Linked DNA regions of Homo sapiens: all the other regions are linked to region 1. The links are chromatin loops, found by intact Hi-C in ENCODE. Cell type or tissue: heart left ventricle. All regions are shown on one strand. Links, peaks and the distances in the headings refer to the core of each region. The heading gives the core; the rest is flanking DNA. Region 1 overlaps ATG10 (autophagy related 10). Region 2 overlaps ATG10 (autophagy related 10). Region 3 holds the start of LOC124901018 (a long non-coding RNA gene). Region 4 overlaps SSBP2 (single stranded DNA binding protein 2). Region 5 holds the start of LOC107986384 (a long non-coding RNA gene).

Region 1 (6,567 bases), core at 1,269-5,268:
AAATTTAAAATGCTCATATCCTTTGATACAGTGATTCCACCCTTAGGAATCTGCACCATAGAAAAAATAGAGGTATGCAAGGGTATATGTGCTGTGATATTCATTGCAGCCTTATTTGTAAGTAGCAGAAAACTATAATCAACCTAAAATATCTGGCAATATGGAAATGTTAAAAAAAAACACAACAGCAACTATGGTGTGGTCATGCAGTGAAATATAGAGAAGGCATTAAAAGGCACTAAATCTATAGCAGTGACTTGGCAGCACGTGGCAGGATGCCCACGAGTGAAAATATCCACTCTAGGAGCATATGTATGTATAGCAGGATTTAAGCAGGGGCGGGGGTGGGGAGGAGGTGTGTGTGTGTCTATGTGTGTATATGTATTTGTGTGCCAAAAATCAAAAAGTCTAAAAAAAATACACTCTGGCCTGTTAACGATGGTTACAAACCTGAGGTATAGGAGTGCTGAGATGAGGGGAATTTCATTTTTTCTTTTATGTACTTGTGCAATATTTGTAATTTTTACCACCAAGATAGAATTATTTTATAATATTAAGAAAGAAAGGAAATTATAAATGCTAAGCAACCCAATTATTGACCAAAAAGAAAGAATTTGGTTAAAAGAATTGATGTAATAGAAGGTACAGATACCTATGCCTAGTGAAAATTTAAAAAGAAAACAAAATAGAAAAATCTTTTTCTTGCTACTGTATTAATTTTCTGTATCTGGCATATTTATTTCCATGATTTCTTTCTGTTTATTTTATTATGTTTAATTGATGGTGTTTACTGGAGTTTAGTGAAAAATATTTTGTAAACATCTCCAGTTGTGATTTATCCATTGTAATATCTCCCCAGTGAACTGACTGTGAGTAGGGAATTACAGAATTATCTGTAAAGGAGATACAGATCTTGAAAGTAGTCTGGGGCTTTGCTTATCTCCACAGGAAACCTTATTTCATATTGATAAAGTATGAAATCTTTCCTTAGTTATTTCTGATTGTTCATTGTTGTTACTGTTTTAATGAGAGGTAGAAATGAGCTAAACCAACCTGCTTCATTCCTTCTAGTACTAATTTAATTTCAAAGGAAATTCTTCAACCCCAATAAATAAGTGAAAGTGGATGGAACCAGGGTCTGACTCAACATGTCCAATTAATTGCTTCTAAACAGTAAGGTACATTCTTTTAAAAGCCCCACACACAAAAATCAACCAGTAAAAAATGATCAGGTGAGAAGTGAGATGACTATCATCATCTCTGCTTACAAAACTCTGTTCAAGTTGACATTAATATTTGCCATCTACTCTATTATAAATCAAGATTTATTGTAGAAATATACCAAAGATAGCACAATAATGAAGAAAACAGAATCATCTCAGGTTTTGAAATATACCTAACAAATTCAACCTCTTGCAAAATAACTTTCTTATTCAAAATGGAACTGGGAATTGTTCAGCACACAATGAATCATCTTTTGGCAAGTACAATAGAATCTTTAGGGACATTTCACAGCCTCTTGTTCAATTGTTAGGATGTTTTTAGCTTTCACAGGTAGGGAAGAAGGTAGCTTATATAGCCATCATCTTGTTGCTAAAATTGTACAGTAAAGATTTTTCAGGCAATAGATCTTTTCAGATTTTTTTTTCCTTTTTCTTTATCCAGAGCCTCTTTGTGTCTCAAAAACAATCTGGAATTACTTAATGCTAATGTTTTCTGGTTTTACTATTTACCCAGGACTCAAATGTTAAACATTAATATGGGAAACTCCCTTTTCCTTGCCTCATAGCCTTATATTTATTTAACTGTTATTTTGTGAGAAGAAAATCTCCTCTTTTCCTCTCCATGTTAGTACTTTTCTTATTAAGAAACCCGTTTTCGTTTTGTTTTTGCTTTTTTTTAGGAGGCTTTCGAGCTACCCTTGGATGATTGTGAAGTGATTGAAACTGCAGCAGCGTCCGAAGTGATTAAATATGAGTATCATGTCTTATATTCCTGTAGCTACCAAGTGCCTGTACTTTACTTTAGGGCAAGCTTTTTAGGTAAGAACATGTCTGAAGCTAAAAGTAAATTTATAACATTTACATATAAAGCAAAAAGCATATTTGGAAAATTATTCTCCAGAGGAAAAAAAATAGAGTTAAAAATGAGAAAACTGTGGGTGAGGTAAGGTTTTACCACTAAATTTTCTCATGCTTCAGAAAGGGTATCAAGACTTCAGCGTGAATGATATCATCTCAGCCTTAAGTCTGATCTTCAGATTCTTGGCCTTTTGCCTGAAGTTGACTAAGCCCCCTGGCCCTTTTTCTTTTCTTTACTTTAAACAAGTAGGAACAACTTAAAGCTACAATGTTTATTTACTTCTAACTTTACAGTAAAAATTTATTTTAATCTCAGATGATCCAATTAACTCAGAAGCTCCTGTGCCTCCTTCCCCAAAAGCTAATAATTATTTTAAGAAATGTTTATCAATTAGCTTAAGCTGTATTTAAAAATAGCACTAACATTTCCTTCAGCCATCTATACATCTCCAATGCCTTAGCTTCCTGTGATGCTGTTACTCAACTCATTCCCCTGCCAAGAAGGTGGAATACCCTGTCTCCTTGGAGGCCTTAGCTAATAAAGCTTATTTAATCAGCAGCCACATGGCGTCCTCACTCTGCAGCACAGCCATGGCTTCCCGCTTAGAGTCCACTGCCTAAACCGGGTCAGCATTGGGATGTGCTGCCACCCAGGCCCAGGGACCAAGATGAGCCTCCTGTTCAGCCAACCCCTTGCCCTATTTCTCCTTTTGTATCTGGCCTTATCAGCAGCATTGTGCATTTTGAACAGCCTTCTGACTTTTTTCTGGATAGCTAAGACATCTGAATTTAGCCAATGATATTTTATTTTTAATTCAAAAGTAGCTTAAGCTGCTTGAATGTATGTTTGGTAGATTTAATCACTTGCTGTTATATTGTTTAATGGTCTCTAATTTTGCAGTGTTGGCAGTTTAACAAGCACTTAGGATTTAAAACACAAGAAGAAATTCTCATAGACTCCCTGGTGAGAAGATTTTAATCTGAGGTGCAGTTCCTAAGAACTGACAATTTGGGGTAAATTTTCAACATGGGACATGGGGAATGGAGGACACTGATAGTTCACTAATTCACAAACTCTTGCTGTGGATTTATCCATATAATTATTACAAGCCTTTAAAACACTCATTTTATGGTAATTATATTTGGTTTGGAGCCCAGAGGTTAAAGGAAGTTTCTTGTCAGTGAGCTGTGCTATACTAAAAAGTAGGAGATATATTTGTTTATTCAGGGGGAGGAAAATGTCTTTCTTGGTTCTGGTTTGCAATGGCTCTGCCTTCTAGATTCAGAGACAAGTCGAGGCTGCAGGTAGAGGAAATAAGACATTACTTCTTCAATACTGTACTTTCATATAATTAGTATTCACCATAAGCAGTTAATCACCAGAGAAGAGCTCCCAGAGACAAAACAAGTTGTTTAGCTTGTCAGCATTAGGGAATCAGAGGTGTTGAAACATGACTGCTTCTAGCTGGAAGTGGGTCTTGCCAAGGCCTGCTGATGAGCTCATATGTGTGCTTTGCTCTTATGTGCCAACAGCTCCCCTTACAGTACAGCACAGTAATTGTTCCTGCAAGTCCAATTATATTTTAATGACATTGGTGTAGTTTCTGTGATCCTTTCTTCACGATTTTCTATTCTTTTAAAAAAACACAATTAACATTCTTGGCTTCTATTTGTATACTTTTACAATGCCCTCCATTTATGCCTTATAAAGGTAAACCAAAACAAGTCATTTGTTTTTATGTAGAAGCATTCGCCCCCCACCACCACTGCTTTGTGTTGTGTAGAGTGGGTATTAGGAATTTAAAATTTTATTTTGGCCCAGAATTCATTTAGTGCTTGTTCAGGTACATTAAAATATCAAATTTAATTTTTGTGCAGCATACTGAATGTTTTCTGGTGGAGAAACATGAAGAATGGTTCTTTCTTTCCTTTATCATATTCTAATAATTTATTTTTTCTTTCCACCTAACTTAACCTCATGGATATTTTTAAAATGTATCAACCTTTACTCTGGAGTCACAATTTTTCATTTATTCCCCCCCCAGTCTTTTTTATTCTCCTTACTTTTTCCTGTGATATCTGATTACTCTGGCCCTTCATCTGTTTGTTAAACAAATCTCTGTCAGTGTGGTGAAAGGATTCCTAATGTCTTCCTCTTATTCCAGGCCCGGATTTTTCTTTGTCTCATTCTAAGAGAGTTCCGACCTAGAAAGAGGATGACTGTAAAATTTCTTGCCCAGGGGTCTTTTTTTGTTGTTGTTGCTTCAAAAATAGTTCACTTAGCCTTGTTTTTGACAGATATTTATAATTTCTTTTGCATTTGATTGTTAGTACAAATTAATTTCTCTGCTTTGCTCTAAATTTTCTCCCTGTACCTATTTTTTTAAGGAAAAGCAAAACAAGTAATAAATAGTTTCCATTTAAATTTACATTACCCTTTCTTGTATCAACTTGTTTAGATTTCAGAAGAAATCTTTACTCTGGTTCTCGAAATGCAAATCCCTTAGACTTTGAATTCCTTTTCTTTATATGGTCCAGTTTCCACCAGGCCAATTACTAGTAGCCCAAGACTCAGTTAACATGCCATCTATTCTTGTCGCTCCCATGTCATGTCATGTCATATCATATCATATATTCTATTATATCACAATTTGTACTATAGCAGAAATATTTGTTTATATCTATAAAATGATATGCTGGAACATAGAGCTTCAAGATAAAAACAAGAGTGAAGGAAATTGATACTGAGTGCCTACAAAGTGAGAAGCTTTATTTATGGCTTTGTGTGTATACATGTATAAGATATATGTATGTATATATATGGCTTATTCAGCTGTGGCACAGCATCAAGTATTTGTTAAGTGAAACGATAAAGAAGAATTTCTAGTCATTTAAAAAATACAGCCCAAGAATGGAAACATTGTGATGGTGCCTACTTCAACTGCTATGCCAGGTTTTGAAAGAGGAAGTAATTCTGTTGTCTCCAGGAGACCTAAGACCCAAACCATCTATGTATCTTTACTCTTTAGTCTGATACTTTTCAGAGACTATAGGAGTAGTGGACTTAGAAAAATAGAACATCCTGAGGACTCAAAAGTGGGTATCCAAACTAGCTGAAGCAGCTGTTCCACTTCTATAAACACGTATTTTTATTTAATTCTTGAAGGCAGACAGCCAAGTTGAGACAGCATTCTGCTTCTGCCTCTCATTTCTACTACTTTGGTGTACAGGAGCTCAGTTACCAAGTGGGCAACGTGGATTTAAGAGAAGAAATAAGCCCTTCCATCCCAATGTTCTGTTTTTCTCTAACTACTTTTGTCATTGTAGGTTTGGGAGAGGTGGTGGGACACAGTTAATACCCTTTGTCACTCAGGAGAGGGTGAGACATAATTGCACGTCTGTTGAGTAATAATAAATAGCCTACATTGGAATAGTGCCTTATAGTTTAGTAAATCCACTCCCACAAAGCATTGACATCTTCAAGTGCATGCTGTTTTTTTTTTCTTTTTTTCCCACTGTTTTTGAAGCATACCATATTAAAGAATTTTTTGTATCATGCCAAAGCCTTCTATCCATTCCCTACCATTCTTATTCCCTGACCTTTTTATGTCTCATTTTCCCTTTTGAGGGCTCAGCTTTGATCAAAAGCTAGTGGCAAATGTTACAAAGGTGGTAAAACCCTTAGGCACATACATAATGGCCTTTTGCCTTACCAGAGGCCTAGGCTTAAATATTTTCTCCTTACATTTAGCTAGAGATTTCTATATTTATTTCATCTTGAATTCTGATTCATCTCTTTCTTTTCATTTGTTCTCAGTCTCTATTGAAAAATGGACCAAGTGGTTCTTCTTATTTTCAAAACATTTAATTCTTTGGATGACATATGGGTTCTTCTTGGGAGCTGTTTTGACATATTTCTTTAATTAGTCAGCAGGGCTGCATTTGAATAGAGGAGGAATCTTTTCCTCCATTCAGCAAAGGAATGGCTGTCCTTTATGGAGACCATTCTATTATTGGCCCAGGAAAAAAGGGTATAGAATTAAAAATGTAGCCTAAATATTTCATGTGAAAGATTTGTCCACTTGTTGTAGGCCTGAAGGATGCTCATGGAGAAACAGGGCAAAAGAAATAATCAAAGAATAGTTCCTTCTCAAAGGCAGCATGAATCAAACTAAGATAAACGCCATGATAAAGAAAGAATAATGGAAAGTTTGGAATTAAAGCAGCATATAAATCATCAAGCAGGAAAAGGATTGTCTGTGGTTTGCAATAAGAGGACATCTTTGGAGTGCATAGAGGAGAATGACAGCAAAACAGGAAAGATGGGGGTTGGAGGAAGCCGAAGAATAAAAGTAGAATATCCATAGCTCTGTCCAACAACTTGTAGAGGACAGCCACAGGTTGGGTTTCTTGAAGAGGTTAGGAAAAGCACTGTAGAAGGGGAGGAGAGTGAGTGCCAAGCTATGGGGGCTGGAGGGCTGGAGAG
Region 2 (6,567 bases), core at 1,247-5,246, 58 kb before region 1:
CATCTTCTCTCTTGAAAATTAACTGTCAGTTTTTAGGTCATGCTAAAATACTTTTTTTTTTCAGTTTTAGATGAAATTTTGTGCAATTATAAGTTATTAATATAAAAAATTGATACAACTAATTTGTTTTTCTGAACACTATTCAAACAACTGATTTAACATCCGATTTTATAGGTAAATTAAGTAGTAATGTTAACTGACCAGATTCTGTACTGGTTTTGGTTGTCATATTGGGATTAGCTGAAGGCAAGAGAAAGAGCAGAGAGTTACAATAATTTAAAACTCAATAGTTTTTTCTTAAACACCATTATTTAATTAAATTATCTGTCCAGCAAGGATCTGATAAATAATACCTTTAGAGACCTACTGATTTAAGGGGGAGACAACTTAAGCTTTATTGTTAAACCTATATATGAGATTATATTGAATTGTCATATACAAGGTCTTTTGTTATTATTTTCCAGGGGAAAAACATCTAGAATATAAAGTTATATTCATTTAAATGTATTTTTGTTTCAAAGTGTCTAGTATTTGTTGATGTTATAGGTGTTTTGAAATAAATGTAACATAGTTGAATTGGTTTTGTGATCAGTTTATGCTGCATCCATCTAGAAATCACTGAGTTATTGTGGCGAACACCTAACAATGTCAGTGTTTGATGTTACCACACACTTGCACATAATGACGTCAACAAAGCGGGAGCCTGGTTAATGGCTTTCTTCTCTACAGAACTTGTTCAGTAATTTGCTGTACTGGTATTGGTTAATAGGGTAAATTGATTACTGTAAGGAATGCAAAAAGCATAGATTTTATTGGATACTACTGTTTCCTTTTTGCAATAAACCACATCGTAAATTTCCTGTGTTCATTCATCATTGGGTTTATATTATGTTAAATGAAAATGAATCACATTTTCTGAATATTTTTTTCCACACTTCAAAATGTCTTTTTAGATATTGTCTGCCAGCTAATTTACAGCTCTGAAACCTTGTTGTATCATTTGGAATAGAGCATTTGATAATTTAAAGTGGAATGAATCATTGTTTGATGAAGAATTGCTGTTAAATCTTTTGGGATGTAAGAATTTCTTTGCTGCAGTCATATATGTAACTGTATATTTCAGTGAGAATGCCCTCTGAACATTAGAGGACATATTCATGAATTGAAATTCCAAAAACAAATCTAATGATTTGACAGCTCTGCTCAAAAACAGAAGCTCAGCATTTTAGAGGTTGCCATTTACTGAATGAGTCAGAGGGAGTCTGGGAATACCCTTCTGTACTCTGACTCTTTTCTCCCCACTCCTTTGTGCCTGGCTGCCATTGTCCTATGGCACCCACCTAACAGAGTGGCACCCAGTCACCAGCCAGGCTTTGATTTTGTCAGTTGCAGAGGCTAACAGTCAAGAATCTCGGCACAAGAATGCCAATAGTAGCTTACTGCAGTGGCTAAACCCTTGTTCTTGTTCACATGGAGATTTCTTAAGGAAAAAATGATTTCCAAGCTATGCAGAATGGACTAAAAATACAATTTTGACTTTCAAATACCTGATTTCAATAACAATTTTTAGTGTCTAAAAATTAAGAATAGAATTAATTTTGTTATACATTGTTTGAAAGTAACTATAATCAAATCAAATATATTGACTATTTTTCCTATTTGGCTTCTTCTGACTAAACTGTTGCATTTAATATTACAAGACTTCATTTTTATGGATAATCAAGAATGTGCATGAAACCTTAATTTCCAGCATAGAGGGTAATTGCTCAGTAATCATTTACTTTCTTTAAAACATAACTGCATTTAACTAAGAAAGTAAGAAAAAGAGCTATTTTTAAAAATGGCATTGAAATGGTGTATAAGATCAAACAGCGTATGAAAAATATACCCACCTTGGTGTTATTTTACCATCTTTTACCTCAGTAACTTAAAGTGGACCTTTCTAGTTCACTTGTTTAGTCACGGGATCATAGCAGCTTGCTCATCTCTAGTGGTATGAAGCCGTATTTGAGAGGTTGGGCAATAGAGCCCTACAGTGTTATGTGATTTGCTCAGTAACAGAGGTAGCTCCAGCATGCACACCTCTGAACTGCATGAATCCACTGCCTTTTCCACTTGCCTGTGGTTTACCATTGTTCTTTGTTTCATTTACCAGGGTGAGATCTCATTTAACATGTTTTAGATTACAGAGGTTTTATAGTAGAGCTAAAAGCATATAAAACAAGAATTTATTAGAAAGGACACCAATCTTTAACAGCCTCTGCTGGTCTCAGGTTAATCTTACTATGGTATCATTTTCTTAACAATGGACTATCATAAGCTATATCATAGCTCTTATACACATTTATGCAAAACAATTAAACTATAGTGTATGAATAAACATTCCCTGACCCCCACCTGATTTTCCTACCCCCTTCTATGAGCAAGCAGATGGCCATTTTAAAGTAAGATAAGTGGAGAAAAATAGAGAAGTAATAAGGGGCAATTTGAGCAGTCAGTGTACTGTGGTATCCGTGGGACCCTTCTCCAACTTCATGTGATAGCATGCAGTATAGAAAAGGTTCTTTCAGCAAGTGTTTAGGAAAATATGTTCCAAAAGATCTGCATAACATTAGTGTAACCAAGTGTTCCTCTCTCTGGCTTCCTGTTTTGGAATTAAATGCCTTCAGGGTACTCAGAATAACTCTGTTTAGGAACACAAGAAGAATTTAACCTCTTATGTTCCTAATCAATTTTAAAAATATATATATAGATTAAATAGAAAGCAAAAAGATCTTATTCTACTTTGCTTCTCAACAGTTTCAGCTAAAAATTAAAACTGTTTATACATAAAGTCGGTGGTTTAGTTAGAAAACAAAGGTATAAACAAGAATTCTGACAGGATTATTATCAGCAAAATTTTAAGATCAGTTTTGTCCCTGTAAACAAATTTCATAGACAAACCTTTTTACATGTAGGATTATTTCCAAAAGAACTCAGTGGAAAGTTTCTACTCTGGGTGTTTGCAGGAGATAAAGGGAGCAGCTAAGCTGAATTGATGTTTACTTCTTTGTGGTGTTATTGTTCAACATTCTTAAGTTGCTTCTGCAAAGCCAGCAGAGGGAGCACCAAACAATATTTTTGTTTACCTTAAAGCTTACAATGTATTTTAAAAATATTTTCTTTCACTTGCATTAAAAAATGTCTACAATGAATAATTTGTTGATTTTACATTTTTACTGTATAGTTTTAACTTCTCTGAAATTAAAAGACTTGAGGGGCTTTATTATGCAATTTAATTCTATAAACATTCAGTAAATGCTTACTGTTTATAAGACTTGATGCGTGATGGAGAGTCAAAGGTGAATACTCCACAGTCTCTATTCTTCAATAATTTATAATTTAGTTGGAGAGAAAGAAATGTAAATATCCTCTGTTTACAATGCAGAAGGATAATAAAGGTAGAATATGGGCTAATTCTTAATAAAAAACAAATAGGGATATTATGGAGAAGGTGACATTTGAATTGGACTTTGAATAAGAGGTTTCCAAAAATGGAAATTCTAGACTGAATGGAGCAGCATGAATGCAGGGTATACTTAGAGCAAGACAATTCTAGGCCTGAGGCTAGATAGAACCTGGTTGATAGAGGGGTTATGTACTGGGAGGTGAGGTCAGAATGCTAAGGTAGAGTTAGATAATGGAGCACCTTGAAATCCGTGCTAAGTGCTTTTGAGTTTATTCTGTTGTCAGAGGAGAGCAAACTGCACACCATTTCGAGGAAACAAATAATGTTTTGATTAAATAATACTTGTTTCAGTGTGAAAGCTTGCCTGGAGAACTGAGAGATTAAAGATTAGACATTTTTATACTAGGTAAGGTCAGACATTATATCATCGTGGATAATAATAAGAGTAATGGTTGTAGTAATACCTTTCATTTGTATTTGCGAGTATACATATATATACACATGCATACATATTTGTGTATCTACAGAGAACCCTAGACACCTATATATATGTGCATATATATACACACAGTATATGCAATAATACTGCTCTTATATAATATTTATGTACATATCATATATGTATATATGTGTATATATGTATGTATAACATGTGTATATATCTCATGTATATGTGTGTGTATATATCCCTCAAGATAATCCTATGATTTGAAGATATATATTGAAAATGTCAAGTAATATGTATATGAGGTCTCATAGCATAGTCAGAGCTGAGGTGGTACTCAAATTCTAGGTTGTTTGAGTCTAAGCCTGATATTCTTTTTATCATGTTATGCTGTTTTTGCATTATATGATGTCAGTGTTGATAGGAAGGATGGAATGTGCATCAGAGACATTACAAAGGTATAAAATATTTAAACACAAGGCAGAAAAAGGAGTTGAAGATAGCTCTCAAATTTTCAGTCTATGTGACTATGTGACCAGGAAGCAGGAATGGTGTTGCCATTGCCTCCATAGATGTAAGGGAAGGAACAGCTAGGGGAGTGGGATGGGAAACAGGCATAGGGGGGAAGATAATTCCATTTTGGCATGTCAGATTTGAGATCCTGAAGGCAATCTTATAGAAATATGTAGCACATACTTTAAATTTTGGATTTGGAGCCGAAGAAAAGTCAGAGCTACAACTTGAGAATCGATGATATATTTCAGAGAAAGTGTATAGACTAAGAAGAGAAATGAAATGAGAGCCTAACCTTGGTGGAAGACTACATATAGGAGGCTAAGGTAAGAAATAAGAGACAGAAGGAGCCTGCACAAACTCTGACAGAGATGAGAGTGGTCAGGGGAATGCCTTGTTCCTCAATCAGCAAATATTTGCATTCTTGCTGTGTGCAAGGCCTTTGCCCAGAGTATAAAAGAGGGTGCCATCGCAGAATCAACTGTTGTAGGGGACAGTATGGGAACTGAGGAGAGGTCATTAGATTTGTTCACTCAGGAGACCAGACTTCCTAAATATGCACAGAGCTTTAGTTGGGCACTAAAATACAAAGTAGACTTCCGCCTCATGACTCAGTTTATGAGAAGTTAAAAGATCCCAGAGAACTCACACCTTGGGCTGAAATCTGTGAACTCTTAACTTTGATATCCAAGAGAGTTGTTTGTGGATCAAACTTATTTTTTAGTTTCCAAAAGCTGTATAATGCTCTTGTAAGCCTGATTTCTTGTCTTTATTACTTTTTATTTGATTTTTTATGAGAGAAAAAAATCACTATTTTTTATAATGATATATGTTCACTATAAAAAATTCAAATGCAAAAGAGGGATTAAAAAGTTACCCCTCAAATAACCACAATACATTAGATAACCAGAAATAGAATTTTCTTCCCTTTCTAATTCTTCGCTCCTTCCCTTCCTTCTTTCCCCCCATTGATCTGCTGATCATACTATGCCTGTTATTTTATTTTTTAATATATATATATATTTTTATTATACTTTTAAGTTCTAGGGTACATGTGCACAATGTGCAGGTTTGTTACATATGTATACATGTGCCATGTTGGTGTGCTGCACCCATTAACTCGTCATTTACATTAGGTATATCTCCTAATGCTATCCCCCATCCCCCCACCCCACAATGGGCCCTGGTGTGTGATGTTCCCCTTCCTGTGTCCAAATGTTCTCATTGTTCAATTCCCACCTATGCGTGAGAACATGCGGTGTTTGGTTTTTTGTCCTTGTGACAGTTTGCTGAGAATGATGGTTTCCAGCTTCATCCATGTCCCTACAAAGGACATGAACTCATCCTTTTTTATGGCTGCATAGTATTCCATGGTGTATATGTGCCACATTTTCTTAATCCAGTCTATCATTGTTGGACATTTGGGTTGGTTCCAAGTCTTTGCTATTGTGAGTAGTGCCACAATAAACATAGGTGTGCATGTGTCTTTATAGCAGCATGATTTATATTCCTTTGGGTATATACCCAGTAATGGGATGGCTGGGTCAAATGGTATTTCTAGTTCTAGATCCCTGAGGCATTGCCACACTGTCTTCCACAATGGTTGAACTAGTTTACAGTCCCACCACCAGTGTAAAAGCATTCCTATTTCTCCACATCCTCTCCAGCACCTGTTGTTTCCTGACTTTTTAATGATCGCCATTCTAACTGGTGTGAGATGGTATCTCATTGTGGTTTTGATTTGCATTTCTCTGATGACCAGTGATGATGAGCATTTTTTCATGTGTCTGTTGGCTGCATAAATGTCTTCTTTTGAGAAATGTCTGTTCATATCCTTTGCCCACTTTTTGATGGGGTTGTTTGTTTTTTTCTTGTAAATTTGTTTGAGTTCATTGTAGATTCTGGATATTAGCCCTTTGTCAGATGAGTTGATTGCAAAAATTTTCTCCCATTTTGTAGGTTGCCTGTTCACTCTGATGGTAGTTTCTTTTGCTGTGCAGAAGCTCTTTAGTTTAATTAGATCCCATTTGTCAATTTTGTATGCCTGTTATTTTAAATAAAAAATATTAAAATCCTTTTACCTACATTTATAAAAAGGAAAAGAAACTAAAGGTACCTAATCAAATTGTAGAACTTTGAAATAAGTGCTTCTTTACTACAC
Region 3 (5,284 bases), core at 1-4,000, 310 kb before region 1:
AAAATTCCATAGGATTGGAGGGCAGGGATGCACCATCATTTCTGTCTTTGAGAGGTCTCTTCTGGTATCCTTGATTAAGACCATTTGGTCTAAACTTAACTGACTTCCTCAGCCAGGTCTCGGCGTTTAGTTCAAGTTGCAGCAACACAGTTTGATGTTTGTGGTTTCCAGTTGCTCCCCTGCTGAGACGCTCCAGGTGCTCCACCAGCGCCTGGGGACTCTGATTAACACTTTCCATTCCATAGTTTTACCCGGACAGGGTCAATCCTGCTCAGATGATGGAGAGGACAAGGTCGGCCTTGCAGAGTTGAGACACAGGCATTCATGAAGGGGTGCTACTTGGGGGCCACAGGCTTTTGTGGAGGGGCTGGAACTTCAGACACTGATAATAACTTTGTATCTGCTTCGGAAAGCCACTAGTACTGCACTCAAACAGGGGAGAACAGAAAGGGGGTTGCGGTAATACCCCACGTGGTGTCCAGGCAGATGGGGCGGCTGAGAGAGTTCAGTATCTGTCCACCTGTGGGTGCAGCCACATTCTTCTCTACTCTTCAAAAATAAGTCGGAGTGAGTAAATATCTCTGAAGAGATTAATATTACTCATTATCCCACTATGATATTGTGGGAGTGGGGAGGCAGGTTTCATCCATTTAGGAAGCGAAGAGCTGAATTTTCTCTTCTTGTTGGTCATCTGTTAGTGAGTATGTTTTTAGGAAAATTAGGTCTACAGTCATGTATCTTCAATAGCAAGAAGCAAGATGCTTTCTCCTCTTTTTCAAACTGCCCTAAACTGGAAAATTGTATCAGTCTTAAGGGGCCAGCTTACCTTAAACAAAAAAACAAAATCTGAAGAAAATATAACCGGGGCGTTTCTTGAAACTGGAAGGTACTTTGGACAAACAGAAATCAAATGCATTAAAATACAGTTATAGAGCAGGCAGTCCTTAAATGCGCGCGCGCCCACACATACACACACACACACACACACACACACACACACACACACGGTGGGGGGATGGTGGCAGGGCAGAGAGAAATGTGTTTTTTGAAAAGTTTGGCTATTCACTACGGTAAAATTTTCCCCTTGGCCATGCCTCAAAAATTTCCCTTAATTATTTATTCAGACTCCTGTTCTTCGGGTGGTATTTCTATTTACTTATTTTCTTATAGTCCACAAAGTACTACTCAACATATTGGACCTCAGTGTGGACAGGTGAATGAAGGACATGTGGAGAATTCCATTTCCAACTCCATGTGCATGAATTATTTGCCCTGGTTGTTCATCTGTCATAGTGTAAAAAGCCTGATTTACAAAGACTGGAGGCCTTTCGCAGAACAAGGTATTGTATGCTTCCTATGGTTGGGCTTATTTACAAATAAAACTATTTTGCATTTCTGTCTGAAATTCCCTACTTGCACAAGGATAATTTTCAGAGTTTTCAGTTTCTAGTTCCGGAATGGGAGTGGGAAGCACGAGGAAACAATTTCTTTTTACAGTGATGTGAGCTCTATGCTCATCTGGATTTAGTTACTTCATAAGGTAAATATCACTAAATGTGCATTGGGGTCTTTAGAGATCTAAGGCGCTGGATGGGTGAAAATAGTCTACTGTGAAATGCTGAAGAATGTCAAACAACTGAATTCATTTGCAGAACTAATTGGGTCAACTATGGTGTTCTTTAAAGTGGAGATTGATTTGAAAAATTTGTAAAGTATTTTCAGTTTAATTTCAGTTACATTTAGGTTATATTAGTCAGCATGACTTTTAGAATTTTATCCTAGAAATTCAATTAAAACAGATCTTTCTGAAAAATATATACTTTCCAGTGAATAGTGTCCACTAATGAAAACATAGGTTTTGAATTTCATGCTAATTACATTTTTAAATAATGAAGTTCTTGTCATTATTTTTATTTAAAGGCAAAATATCTGCATAGATAATAGCCAAAGCTAACCAAACTGCTTTAAAAATTAATGAATATTAATGAAGTTCAGGAATAGCACAATACTGCCCCTGCCTGCCTCAGGGAAACAAATGTATTGACTTCATTCTCCTAAAATAACAACCCTTAGTTATTGATGGTTAAAATAATTTTATTGCTAAAAAGATGGTAGATAATGCATTTTTTGCAATTCTTAAAGACTTGGCCCTGTTGAATACACTAAGATCTTTTATCATTTTACATATCTGAATGCTATTTCTTTTCATTAATTTGCTGTCTTAACATATATCTTTCTCATTTTTCTAAGTTCTCCTCCCCCCTCGTTTTAGTAGTTCACATGAGCAACTCAGAGTTTTCAGGCCTTCTTCTATATTTGGTATATAGATAATAGCATCATTAGTCAGCGCTTTCATTCATCTAAATTTGTCTAAGCATATTGGAAGCTGCCCATGAAATTTTCCAATGAAAGTGACAAATGGACGTCAATCAAGTGGCCCCACCCATTTCAACCTTGTTTTGTATGATGTGTGAATGTTTGTGTATATTTCTTCCATAAAGATAGGCTAGGCTATTTTTTGATCTGGACATCTGCCTGCTAAGGCAAGTTTCCCAGGCAGATCACTGGTTGGCATTAGACTAAATTTGCAAAATTTAACACCAAAAAATGACAAAAGAAAAGAAATAGTATATGAAATTAAATAATGGCAGAATTCATTCCCTTAAGATAAATAATTTTTGATGCTCTAAATTTCAAGATTCTACAGTTTTACTTTAAATGAATTTGTAATGAGAAAGGTAAAATCATTTCAAGTAAGCCAGCAAATTTGGGTCAAAATGAAAGCAGTTCTGTGAGAGAGAGATACCTGCTTCCTATAGGGCTGTTTGGGATTTTCTGTCTGCTAAAATATATATGTATTTTAATACCTATGCATACTATATTCTCTCTCTCTGTCTCGCTGTGTTTGTGTGTGTGTGTGTGTATTTGTATTATGCTACATTCATGTCCTATTTCTATTTTCCTTCTTTGTTTTTAATAACCAGTCCAATCTCTAATGCTATTTTTTGGGTGAATGTGCTTATTAGGACTTGCTGCCAGTTTTAATCTGAGATTACTTTGACTGCACTTGAAATCTGTTGCTGTTTTATAACCTGTAACATGTTTTTACATGTTTGGGAGTGCTACTGCTGCTGCTGTAAAAAATTCTGTGTTGAAATTATAATGAGTTTATGTATTTAGCCAAAAAGTACCGTATGCTGAAATGAGACAGGAAAGATTCTAAAATCCTAAATGGGTTAGTAAACCCTTGATAATAATTGTAGTTTTATAGATAAAAATATCTTTAACGTTTTCACACAACATAGAATAGGTTTTTTTCCTCAAGTTGTTATAGAATCTCTTTGTCCATAAGGAATATTAAAGAAAAGTTTAGCATTTGAAGTTATTCTATTTGGGAATGCTTTGGAGTGAAGCTAATCTTTACACCCAGGACCACAGATTGCAATTTCACTTACCATTATCCATGGCAGGATGTTTAATTTTACTCCTGCGACCCAAAGAATTTTTAGTGAATTTTTAAAAGTGGAATGTGGAAAGTATCTCCAGCTCATTGCAAATGTGGGAATTAGATAAATAATGCTCTAAATGACCATTTATTCTATGACTTGTTATTATAATGAGGAGACATGAAAAAAAGTTAACTAAACTGTGGGTTTAAAAGTTTAGAATATCTTTTGACTGTGGCTGTAATCAGAGTCATCACGGCAATTACATTTTAGCATGTCATGATTTCTTTGGTCCACAATTGTTTTTCTTTCCAAATGTGCTGTATATAAAGGTAAAATTGAGATTTTTTCTAATGGCTTATTCTGCAAGCTAAACTTGTTTTCTAAAAACCTAATCAGACATTTCTTTCTGTTTATATGGAAATAAAGAATCTTGAATTAGGAAAAGAACCTGGTTCTCTTGCTTATGATTTTGGAAACATAGCAAAAATTTTTAATATATAGATTTATGTTATAGGGATAACTGCCTTTTTATGGTGGGCGGTGGGGGGTGCGGGAAGAAGCCTCGGTTTTGTTAATAAGCAATACCAACCTGGCTTGGAACTACTACTAAGAATTAGATATGAAAAGGATCAAGCTGCTCTAACTTAAATTTCCAGATATGTAACATGTGCGATGGCCACTTACCTAGTGGAAAAATAATATGTTTACTTTCCTACAATTTTCTGAATGCATCCTACTTTGGAGATTTACATATGATGGAAATCTCTGTGTTTAGGAGCCTGGTGTGGGAAATCTGACCTGCCAGGATTCTCCAGCCTTGCCATCCTTCCTCCTAGCTGGTGGTTCCTTCTTTATGCCACACGCCTGATTCTTCTCCTCTAGTCTGTATCCTGTAGTGTGCCCCCATCAGGCCTCCTCTGGCAGAGCACAGATTAACAGGTTCAGCCTCACTTAAAAGCTCTTTAAAGATAAAATTAGCCAGGTTTATTTCCGCCCCCACCCCCAAAAAACTATTTTTAGTCAAAGGATCTTAAGGATGAAGAAGTTCTAGAAGAGGCCTGTAAGCAGAGGCTGCTTTCAGGTTGTGGTTCCTGGAGAACCCACAGCCCAGGGCCCAGAAGCCCTTTAAAGTATTTTATGACCACTGGAGGGCTCAGAAGGAATCCCTAAATGCCTTTAAAAGTCCCAGAACCCTCCCCATTTAGCCCATGCTTGTAACCATACTGCGCCATTCCCATAACAAGGGCATGAAGAAGCTTTTGGGTAGGCTTGGAAAAATGACAGGGATGGATGTGTCCCATCTCACTGTTCCAAGGAGAAGATTGGAGGACAGGCAGCTGAAGGGACAGATACCCTGTCCAGACACTTGACAACTCCTGGGCAGTGAGCCAAGCAGTGGGCCAAGCACTGGGCACAGCTCCAGAGGCCGGGCCTATGCCCAGGGCACTCAGTGATTTAAAGCTGGCAAAAGAGAACGCTCCTGTCGGCAGGAAACTGAATTGAACAGATTGGGAAAAAGCAAAAACAGGCTGCCCAGGACGCTGTCTCCCTGGACTCAGTTTTCAGTTGTCAGCGGCAACCTGGGGTAGAGCAGATTCTGCATTTCCTCCTGCCTAGGAGGCTGGTGGAGGTGGGACCGAGTCCAGGGAGTATGCAGCACGCGAGGACCCAGCACAGGGAGGCACAGAGGAGACGCCTGGCACATACCCCACCGGGGAGAAACCTTGGCGTGGCAAAGTCATCAATTCAGTATTTTCCAGGCTAGCTTTGCCTGGGCTCTGGAGTGCCCTCTCAAAGTGAGTGCTGGGATAAGAACAGGGTTTTTCCTGTGAGTC
Region 4 (4,000 bases), core at 1-4,000, 660 kb before region 1:
GTGTTATAAATAGCCTTTGCATATTTACAATTTCCTCTCTATATAAATTTTTTTTATCAAGAAATGTCAATAAAAACTACAGCACTCGGAAGAATTTTCAATAATATTTTCAAAAGAAAAACTATAATTTCAAATGATCTGAACAATAGCTAAGCTCTTATCTCAGATGTGATTTTAAACTATGATGCTTTATTGTTTCATACTAAATGTGTTGGACATCTTTGGCTTGCAGGAGTAGCATGAAAAGTGAAAGGAAAACCAAATACTGGTCTAGAATGACCAGCCTAAATTTCTCCTAAATACGCAGTTTGGCTAACAAATAAACAACAAAAAATTGGATTTCTAATAGGAAAGTGTTTCATTTGATTCTAACTGGAAAACCCAAGTAAAGACTCTGAATACCTGACACTCCCTTCTTTGCTCTCTGTCCATCCAGTTACTGCTGTAGGGTCTTTAGTTGCCTGAATTGCAATTTTTAAAAAAGCTTACTTAGTTATTCAAGCTGGGCAGTTTTAATTTGTTCTAATAGTTGAGGCCAGAAAAACTATTACCACAACTGCAGGACAGCATTATCAAAGCCAGCAGCTGTTAGGCACCTTTGTTTTTTTAGTTGCTTTTATCTTTATAACAGGGAAAGATCTGTTCTATTTTCAACATTTAGAATCTGTGTTCTTTAAAGATACAAAATTATATTTTTAAGAAAATTAAACTTAATTTTTATTTCTTGAGGTTTGATAAATAAGCCAACTTCCTCACCTCCACTATCTAAATCCTAGGTGTATTTAATTCTGAGAAATACTATTTCTAACGTCTGAATTTTTTTAAACTATATATATTAATGCTGTTAGATATTCTAGTCTAATAAATTAATTCTACTTCAGAGTTTCAGTACCCTACTCATTCAAACTAAGAAGGATATAACAAGTAATCTTTTGGTTCATTTATCTAAGATCTAAGATGGTATTTATAACTTCCTAAGAGGGAAAGGGAGTTTCTCCTGGCTTAGAGTACTTTCTGAGACTAATTTCTGAAACAACCATAGTCAAGAAAGATAAGAGGAAAGGCAAACCACTGGAAGTGAAGGTAATGCCAAGACTAATAACAGAAGGAAATTGAGAGGGCATGTAGATTATTTAACTATATGTATATAAACGGCTGGATTTAGGAAGTCTGAATAGGAATAGCAGAGTAGATGAATATAGATACTAAGGTATCTTCAAAATGCAGAATTTATTTCCAGAAATAAACATCTATCTCCCAAAAACATTTAACCAGGACTTATAAAACCATATATTATTGGTTTTCTTTTTTAGTTTTGAGTGTCATATTAAATAATTATTTTTCTCATTTTTGATTTTTTCTTTTAAAATATCAAAAATATTATACACTTTGAGCTTTTTGTCCTTGTTGCTTTATGAATGTTGTTTATATGGAGCCTTCCTTAGTCAATAACACCACCATGGAGAAAAGAGGAAATTTCTTACTATTTTTTTTTCTTATTGCGTTATTACTATGTCAAAGCATTAGGTCAGCTTGCTACAGTGCAGCCTTGCTAAAAATAGAAAGTCTAGAAAAAGGCCCTGAACAAGTGGAGCCATCTGCAAACTACCACTAGATGGCAAGGCAGCTTTACCACTACCAATCTTAGGCCTGCAAACCAAATGTGACTTAAAACCTGCTGTCACATATTTTCTACTATATCAGAGTTTCATTCTACTTAGATTTTAAAGTATGAATGATCACCTTGGTCTGAAACTAAATTACTTGGTATCCTTTTTCATTAACATGTATTTATAATCTTATCCACGTCAAAGTCTTAAATTTACAACCCAACATCAACATATTATCAGTTTTCAACAGTTTCATCTAATAAAACTAAAGATCTAGTGACTAAAATATAGTAAATATATCAAGATAAAAATCAAAATACATGATAAAAGAAAACAAAGGTCTATATAGAGTTCAAAATTAGATATTAACAGGTATATCCCAGATTAGTTACAGAATCAAAGATATTATCCACATTAGCACCTATTAAAAGATTACGTTGTGTTTTTATATAAAGGATATGAATGTATTTGGTTATTAGAGTGATAAGGAAGTTATAGTTTCCTTCTTAAAAGCTTTCTTGTGGTAAAGAACATAAAGTAGGAAAAAGCATTTTTACCCTTCTCGATATTTTTTTGGTTAAAATAAGAAACGTCCATTGCATTAATGTTCTATAAGTTATAGAAATTCACAAGAGAAGCTTCCTTGTTACTTACTCATCCATAAAATTACAGAACTTTACAAGGTAACAGAGTTAATAATCTAATTTTTTAAACAAAAGAATTAGTACTTTTGTGTTATTTAGTGCATTTTATTAGTAGTAAATTATTTTGATCATTATACATAAGTGAGAAGAAAATCCACTTGGTCTAAGGAATGCTGCTGCCTATTTATATTGCAGGAATCAAAGTCCTTTGCCTGTCCTTTTGTATGAATGCCACAAGAATGAATAAATAGCATATCGATGCTTTTAATACATAACTCAAATTTCTTAGCATACAATGAAATCTTTGAATAAGACAGAGATATAAAAGAGTAAAACTCAGTTCTGGGTACCTACAATGGATGTGTATTCACACCATACCAAGATACTGTACTTTATTCTACAAAAACTGCCAAACTTTTAGTTAGATCAATGGCCATGTCTACTCTCTTCCCTCTGGATCCCAAGCAGCAAGACTTCCCAATTTAAGAAAGCTGCTCTAAAGTCATTCATCAGTTCCATAGTGTCACTCTGAGGACTTATAGGGTTTCTTATACAAATTACTCATTTGAAAACAGACTCCAAGTAAATAACTACATGTCATACTTTAAATGGCTTTATTTTATTAAATTTATACCTCCTTTTGCATGTCCGACTAGTCTTACTGATTTTACTTAATTGGTTTCCTGCTCAGCAACAGAGGCTCTCTCATTTCAATAAAAACATCAAAGTTTAAGTATGAACAATGTCACAAATAGAAAGACACTAAAGACTGCCTTCCAGAATGGATTTATTAAGTGTACCAAGTTATATCATAATTATTTATTTTAGACTTTAATTCATTGCTATTTTTCAAATGTAGTTGTTATGTATTCACAAGTTCAGTTTGTGATCATTCCACTTGGTAATGAATTTAAGTCTATACTTATCATGGAAGAGGGAGCTTGTTCTGTAACATAAACAGGAAAAAAAGGAGTATGTTTGTCTATTTAGGAGAAATGTTTCAATGTATTTTTTAGAGTATGATCACAAAGTAAGTAGAGCTCAGAAATACTTAGGCGGGGACTTCATTTGCTAATTATAAATTATTCTTCTTTACTTTTACTTATTCACTAATTCTAATAGGCTAAATTCTTTTTCGGTCTAGTCCATTCAAGCTATCTCAAAATAAGCTTTGCATTTACTAAGAATATAAGTTTAAAATATTATCATTATCTAAAAGTCAAAGGCAATAGGAGGTAACCACCCTTCAGAATTTAGTAGTTGCAACCAGGAGAGGCTGGAAAAACTATTTAGCACCCTTTTGACTAAGTCTCTTTTGAACCAGGAATTCCCTAATATCCAAGTCTGGCTTTTTGGAGAATCTGAGTCTTTATCCTAGCCAGCCTTCTGGGCCTTGTTACTTTAAGGAGCCACATCAGCTCTTTTCCAGTTGCTTCCATTCCTCCTTGCCTTGTACTGAACTAATAATCAGGATTGTGCCTGATCTTGGGTATTAGAGTTTATGAACTGTGAACTGATACTCCAACACAGGTTCTCCAGATTTGGATCATTCTTGAAGGTCAACATCTCTTTGGAACTAGATTAGAAACTGGGGTGTGAACTTGAATTATGATTGTCTGCTGCTATTTCTACCCATGGAAAGCAGCTACTCCTCATTAACTATATGTATTTTGACATTATGACCAGAATCACACTAGTTCAGTAACTGCAGGAAACCAATGCTGATATTTAGGACACACTTGAGTC
Region 5 (6,567 bases), core at 1,173-5,172, 390 kb before region 1:
TGAACTCCTTGAAGTAGGGATCTTATTTTCCCCCTCGTTGAGCTCTAACCTGCATACTTATGAGGTATCTGGCACACTGTGGGCGCTTATTAATCTAGGACCTTTTCATTGAGAACCTGCTAGGTCCCAGGCACTGAATTGAGTTTTCTGTGCATATGCCAGCGCACACCTCTTTATGGGTGTGTGTTTGCAGTCTTGGCCACGCCCTTTCTGCCATCTACAGAGAATTCTGGCTTTTGCTCTGCAGCTTCTCCTCTTCCCTGCTCTCTGAGGAGAATCAGACTTTTTCCAGGTTCCTAGGCATTTCTGATGCAGAATTAAGAGACCTGGAGCCAGAGGGACAGAACTAATGAGGTGGGTGGAAGAGGAAGGAAAAGAAAGATTAGCCCTAGGAGAGCAGGACTTCGGGGAGAAGGATGAGAGAAAGGCGTGGCCATTCATGTTTCTCCCAATCAATTTGTCGTAGATTACAAACAGGGTATCTTTTATTGTGCTCTGAGAAACCCAGGTAAAGAATGTGATTTACTTCTGTTTCTAGCCTCTGTCTCTTCTCCAAGATAGGACCAAGTAGGTCCCAGTTTACATATATATTATTTCTAATATTTAGAACACCCTGACAGTGTAGGCATTATTGTTTTTAATTTCCAAGTGAGGAAAGAGCCTTAAAGCAGGCCAGTCATTTTCTCAGGGCTCCTCAGCTAAAGCTACGATTTGAATCCAGTTCTGGTGAGCCCAAAGCCTGCTGTCCTTCTGCAATGCCACACTATGTCCCCATAACCATCTGTTGAATTGAGCTGAATCAAAATGCTTCCCTTGTGAGGGGCCTCTATTTATTCTGGTATCATACACAAATGGGAAAGGCTTATTTCTGATATTTGATTCAGAAGAGAAAAGCTTAACTACTATCCTGGAAAGCAGGCCTGCCTTCTGTACTAAGCTTGCCTGTGGGCTTGATGGTTCATTTTGAAGTCCAATCACTCTGCACCTAGGAAATGGCAATGTTTACCACAAAAGGTTCAGCAAAAACTGTTGCTAAAATTGCTCTGTGGCCATTCATGTTTCTTAAAATCAATTTTTTTGACCAGGTAGCTGCCTGATGCACAGAAGTGAGAAGGAAAAGGTTTCTTCAAACTGCCAACTAAGTTACCCCAGACCTTTCAATGGCCGAATAGTAAACAAAAATAAATGCACTTGTTTTGGTGAATTATCATCTTAAATGGCTTGAAGGAATGTTCTCATGGTCTATTGCCATAGAAACCATGATAAAATTTCTTATAAATACTTCAGAAACAGGACTACCTACCCCCATGGAAAATGGATAGTGTGTACAATGGACCTCCAAGGAAATAAGTGGCTGTGTGACAGAAAATAATGTAACCCATTAAAAGAAATCTCTTGATGATCCAAGTCATAATGGATGAACTGTGTATATGAACAGAAAAGGGGAAAAAAAAAAGAATCTGACAGTCGTATGAGGTGGTTTTGGACTGGTGTTCAGACACCATTTTCCAAAGTTGCATAAACTTTCTTTCTTACTGAGGAAACATTCTGTAGGCATTAACAGTGAAGTGATTGCATCTATATTCAGAGAGTACATGCACAGAGCCATTATGGACCAGAAAGGAATTGTATAAAAATGATTTGACAAAAAAAAAATAGTCAGTCTGCTATGCCAAAATCCAGAGGACTCTACCTCAAGGTGAATCTTATTCAATTCCAAAATGTCAAGTAGATCTAGTCATTTTAATATTTTTATTAGATTAAAACTTGATACCTTTATAAAAGCTAAAGAAACTGACCGGAATATAGGCTCCAGCACTGATAAATTGTGTGATCTTGGGCAAGTTGCTTGGCTTCTCTAAGCCTCAGTTTCCTGATCCGTAAACTGAAGGTGGTGCTTATATTTATGGCAGGATTAAGTAAAATAACCCAGGCAAAGCACTCCACACTGTTTTCAGCACTCAGTAAGCACTCAACAGTAAGTGTTAGAAAGTACTTATCAGAAGTAATAATAAATATAATAACTGATAATAAGTTTGCACAACTCATCAACATATAGTGCTAATTTTTTCATTCTCTTTTCCCCTTGAACTCATAGACAATATCTGATCTTAAATAATTGAAAAGAATGTGCTCAGAGAGGAAGCAAACACAGATCTGAAAGTCACAGTCCACGCAGTTTCTACATTGCTCTGACCTTTCTGATATTGGTGGATCCGGAACATTCAAAGTGCCATGGGCATCCTTCTTGCAGTATTTCCTCCTGATGTTTGAAAAGAAAGTCTGTTTTCATAAGACCTTGGGCCTGATTTCCAGTGGGAAAAGGGCTGAAAAAAATTTGGCTTCATTTCCAAGTATCTTTGCATATTTCCCCAATTGCACAGAACCTCCAAGCTTCCCCAGATTACCTCGTTTCAATGACATCGAATCTTTCAAAGGGAATGTAATAATTCCACAGAGGACTTAGCATTTCTGACAGCTTACCTCCCACTGTCCTCAGAGCTTCATAAATTATGCTGCCTCTGAATGTGAGCTGGGCAGCACCATTTTCCTGGCCCCTTACGTGATTCATGGTTTCTCTTAACTATGTCAGTGCCTTGTCAGCAAAGCTGTTCCTTTTGGACACAGTATGATGTGATCTGCTTCTTGGAGGACAGCTTGCTAATTATGTACTGATTTTATATACTGATGATTTTGTTTTACAATTTCAAGGTAACTAATAACTATTAACTTTAGAAATTACTTCCAAATTCAGAAAACATTACCATTTAATTAACAATCTGCTCTCTGCAATACACTGTGACCTGAGAAACCACTCTAATGGTAATACACTGTTATCATTAAAATTAACCAACAAACCAAAAGAATGGGTGCTGTTAAGGTCAGATATGGAAAGACCATAATTAAAAGAAAGTGAAACTAAAAACAAGTATCAGACCAAAAGATCAACACAGCACAGACAGCCGCCGTGCCAGCTTCCCTGTTTTGCACTGCCAAAACAGCTCCCTCCTGACCTGCAGCTCCGCAGAATTCCAAACCTAGGCCCTTCTGGAGCTCAGGGCTGAGACAATTTGTTGCATGGTTTAGTAATGGAGGCTCAAAGCAAAGTGGATAAAACATTCCTGAAAATGACATGCCTCTAAAGTTCCCTCTGAGGTATCTATGATCTTTACATATGAGAATGAGCTATACATTTTTATGAATAAGTTTTATCTTTCCCCAGCCTTCAGAACTTCCCACAAGTCTTCCAAGCTACACAGGCTCTTCCTGACTTAGGAAGCTTCCACTCAGGGACGTTTGGTGGACGTTGTTCATGTGGGGCCTTCCCAGCATTGTCCTTGCCCCTGTGTCCTCAGGGAGGGTCTTGTCATTGCCAGATGCTTCTTTAGAGCTAGAGAATGCAGAATTGAGAGAAAGAGAAGAGAAGAAGGAAAAAGGCACATGGGATATGTCTAGGAAAAAAGGTTTTCAAGATTTAGAGAAGAGAGTTCTTGAAAAGCTATAGGAAGTCAAGAGGGGTAGAAAAGGAGGCTGTGGACTGTGTGCTGACAGCATGGTGTTTGAGAAAGGCAAATAAAGAACTCAATCAATTATTCTGAAATTACCTTTTAGGTACAGGCTATGTTTCTTGGTCAACATGACTACCTTGAGGTTAGACCTCTTGAATTTCAGCCTCAGGAGAATTTCTTTGGGAAAGATTACTACAGAAAAAAAGTTGGCACTACTCGGTTCTACTGCCAGAGTCCACCCGACTTCTGAGGCTTAGACACAGGAACCCTAGAGTCAGTATCGTACAAGGCTCCCTGCCCAACTCCCAGCTCCTGCTGTTGCTCAAGCTCCTCCACCAGTTCCATCCTGGGTCTCTCTCCTTAGAGGATTTTAAGAGGCCCAAGGCTTACAGAGAATAAAGGCATAGGGATTGTGCTACCTTAGAAGGATTTAAAAATTGGCCCAGGACAGGCCGGGTATGGTGCCTCATGCCTGTAATCCCAGCACTTTGGGAGGCTGAGTGGGGAGAATCACCTGAGGTCAGGAGTTTGAGACCAGCCTGGCCAACTTGGTGAAACCTCATCTCTACTAAAAATACAAAATTAGCTGAGCGTGGTGGCGAATGCCTGTAATCCCAGCTACACTGGAGACTGAGGCAGGAGAATCACTTGAACCTGGGAGGCGGAAGTTGCAGTGAGCTGAGATCGTGCCACTGCCCTCCAGCCTGGGCAACAAGAACAAGACTCCATCTCAAAAAAAATAAAAATAAATAAATAAATAAAAATTGGCCAGGGACAGAAGGCTAAAAGCCATTATGGGTTAAGTAGGGGTTTTTTGTTTTTTTTTGTTTGTTTGTGCTTGGCCTGAATTGATAATCTACCATTTTAAACATTGTTTCTGTTGGAAAAAAATGTGTTCTGATTTCCCCAAAATGGGTATATACAGGGATTTTTAAATCAATGCCCAAAGTAGGTCTAGGATAGTCACTCAATGCTTCTTAGGTTATGTTGATGTTGATTTGGCTTAATTTTTATTTTCAAAGGACAGATTCATCATTTATATTTTTAAAATATGTATATGTAGGTATGAATATAAATAAGAGTATTGGATATACACCAAGATGTTAATAATAATCTTTAGGCTGTAATATTATAATTGATACTTTCTTTTCTATATCTTTATATTTTCCAGAATAAGAAAACAATGAGGATTTTTCATTTTTAAGAAAGCAAATAACATTGAGAAACAAAATTTACAATAGCTTCAAAAAACATTTTAAATACGTAGAAGTAACTTAATAAATGAAGTGCATAACTTCTGTGCTGAAAAAGGATACAATATTGCAGAGAGAAATGAAAAAAGATTTAAATAAACAGAGAGATATCATGTTCATGGATTGAAACACTCAATGGTGTCATAACGTCAGTTCTTTCCAAAGTGATCTATAGATTCAATGTGATCTCAGGCAAAATCCCAAGAGGCTTTATTGTAGAAATTCATAAGCTGATTCTAAAATATGCAGTCATGTGTCACTTAATGATGGGGATATGTTCTGAGAAATGTGTCATTAGGCAATTTCATCATTGTGTGAACATCACAGAGTTTATTTACACAAACCTAATATAGCACATTTTACACCTAGGCTATGTGGTATAGCGTATTGTTCCTAGGCTACTACCCTGTACAGCTTGTTACTGTACTGAATACTGCAGGCAACTGCAACACAATGGTAAGTATTTGTATATCTAAACTTGTCTAAACTTAGAAAGAGTACAGTAAAAATAAGGTATAAGAGATAAAAAATAGTATACCTATATAGGGCACTTACCACGAATGGAGGTTGTAATGGAAGATGTTCTGAGTGAGTCAGTGAGTGAGTGGCAAGTGAATGTGAAGGCCTAGGACATCACAGTACACTATGGTAGACTTTTTTTTTTTTTTTTTTTTGAGATGGAGTTTCGCTCTGTCACCCAGGCTGGAGTGAGGTGGCGCGATCTCGGCTCACTGCAACCTTTGCCTCCTGGGTTCAAGTAATTCTCCTGCCTCAGCCTCCCGAGTAGCTGGGATTACAGGCGCATGCCACCACACCTGGCTAATTTTTGTATTTTTAGTAGAGACGGGGTTTCACCATGTTGGCCAGGCTGGTCCCGAACTCTTGACCTCAGATGATCCACCTGCCCGGGCCTCCCAAAGTGCTGGGATTACAGGCCATGAGCCACCGCACCCGGCCCACTACGGTAGACTTTTTAAACACTGCACACATAGGCTATGCTAATGTATTAAAATATTTTTCTTTCCTCAGTTATAAATTAACCTCAGTTTACTGTGACTTTTTAACTTTATGAACATTATAAGGTTTTAACTTTTTGACTATTTTATAATAACACTTAGCTTAAAACACAAACATATTATACAGCTGTACAAAAATATTTTCTTTCTGGCCAGGCACAGTGGCTTATACCTGTAATCTCAGCACTTTGGGAGGCCAAGGTGGGTGGATCACTTGAGGCCAGGAGTTCGAGTCCAGGAGTTTGAGACCAGCCTGACCAATATGGCGAAGCCACATCTCTACTAAAAAGAAAATACAAAATATAGCTGGATGTGGTGGCACACACCTGTGTTCCTAGCTACTCAGGAGGCTGAGGCCTGAGAACTGCTTAAGCCTGGGAGGCAGAGGTTGCAGCAGTGAACTGAGATCATGCCACTGCACTCCAGCCTGGGCGACAGAGCATGACTGTGTCTACAAAAAAATGTCTTTCTTTGTAAACTTATTCTACAAGCCTTTTTTATTTGTAAAATTTTCTTTTTTTTTTTACTTTTGAAACTTTTTTGTTGAAAACGAAGACAAAAACACACACATTAGCCGATGCCTACACAGGATCAGGATCATCAATATCACTGTCTTCCTCCTCCACATCTTGTCCCACTGGAAGGTCTTCAGGGGCAATAACAGTCATGGAGCTGTCATCTCCTATGATAACATTGCCTTCTTCTGGAATACTCCCTGAAGGACCTGCCTGGAGCTGTTTTACACTTAACTTTTTTTTTTTTTAATAAGTAGAAGGATTATGCTTCAAA

What was found. Peaks named below come from ENCODE experiments on the same cell type or tissue, not always from the same donor. Only the 100,000 strongest peaks of a DNase experiment are listed, where the experiment ranks them.
Region 2: it touches region 1 in a loop (6-fold over the local background); 23 of 110 quality-filtered maps call a loop at or near these places.
Region 3: it touches region 1 in a loop (4-fold over the local background); 70 of 110 quality-filtered maps call a loop at or near these places.
Region 4: it touches region 1 in a loop (8-fold over the local background); 73 of 110 quality-filtered maps call a loop at or near these places.
Region 5: a loop joins it to region 1, with 3.0 times the contacts of the local background. A loop is called at or near these places in 9 of 110 quality-filtered maps.

What each region holds. Positions count from the first base shown.
Region 1 is chr5:82,162,496-82,169,062 of GRCh38, forward strand. ATG10 (autophagy related 10) reads left to right here. Exons shown (of 8, transcript NM_031482.5): 4 at 1,904-2,042. Among named protein-coding and RNA genes, the nearest start is that of RPS23, 110 kb to the right of the region's middle. In heart left ventricle, for the core only: a CTCF peak has its summit at 3,621; no DNase peak of the experiment used is centred there; H3K4me3 peaks cover 335 bases; H3K27ac peaks cover 1,381 bases.
Region 2 is chr5:82,104,383-82,110,949 of GRCh38, forward strand. All of the region lies in intron 3 of ATG10 (autophagy related 10), which reads left to right. Among named protein-coding and RNA genes, the nearest start is that of ATG10, 140 kb to the left of the region's middle. In heart left ventricle, for the core only: a CTCF peak has its summit at 3,092 (motif pointing right); no DNase peak of the experiment used is centred there.
Region 3 is chr5:81,852,691-81,857,974 of GRCh38, forward strand. It overlaps LOC124901018 (a long non-coding RNA gene), which reads left to right and starts at 508. Exons shown (of 6, transcript XR_007058843.1): 1 at 508-567; 2 at 1,171-1,340. RefSeq lists enhancers at 1-51, 4,393-4,442. In heart left ventricle, for the core only: a CTCF peak has its summit at 2,022; no DNase peak of the experiment used is centred there; H3K4me3 peaks cover 582 bases; H3K27ac peaks cover 2,859 bases.
Region 4 is chr5:81,505,545-81,509,544 of GRCh38, forward strand. All of the region lies in intron 5 of SSBP2 (single stranded DNA binding protein 2), which reads right to left. Among named protein-coding and RNA genes, the nearest start is that of ACOT12, 110 kb to the left of the region's middle. RefSeq lists a silencer at 1,543-1,692. In heart left ventricle, for the core only: a CTCF peak has its summit at 1,615 (motif pointing right); no DNase peak of the experiment used is centred there; H3K4me3 peaks cover 1,029 bases; H3K27ac peaks cover 1,490 bases.
Region 5 is chr5:81,776,274-81,782,840 of GRCh38, forward strand. It overlaps LOC107986384 (a long non-coding RNA gene), which reads right to left and starts at 2,537. Exons shown (of 3, transcript XR_001742518.1): 1 at 2,485-2,537; 2 at 2,198-2,327. In heart left ventricle, for the core only: no CTCF peak of the experiment used is centred there; a DNase peak (open chromatin) is centred at 2,988; H3K4me3 peaks cover 1,118 bases; H3K27ac peaks cover 1,648 bases.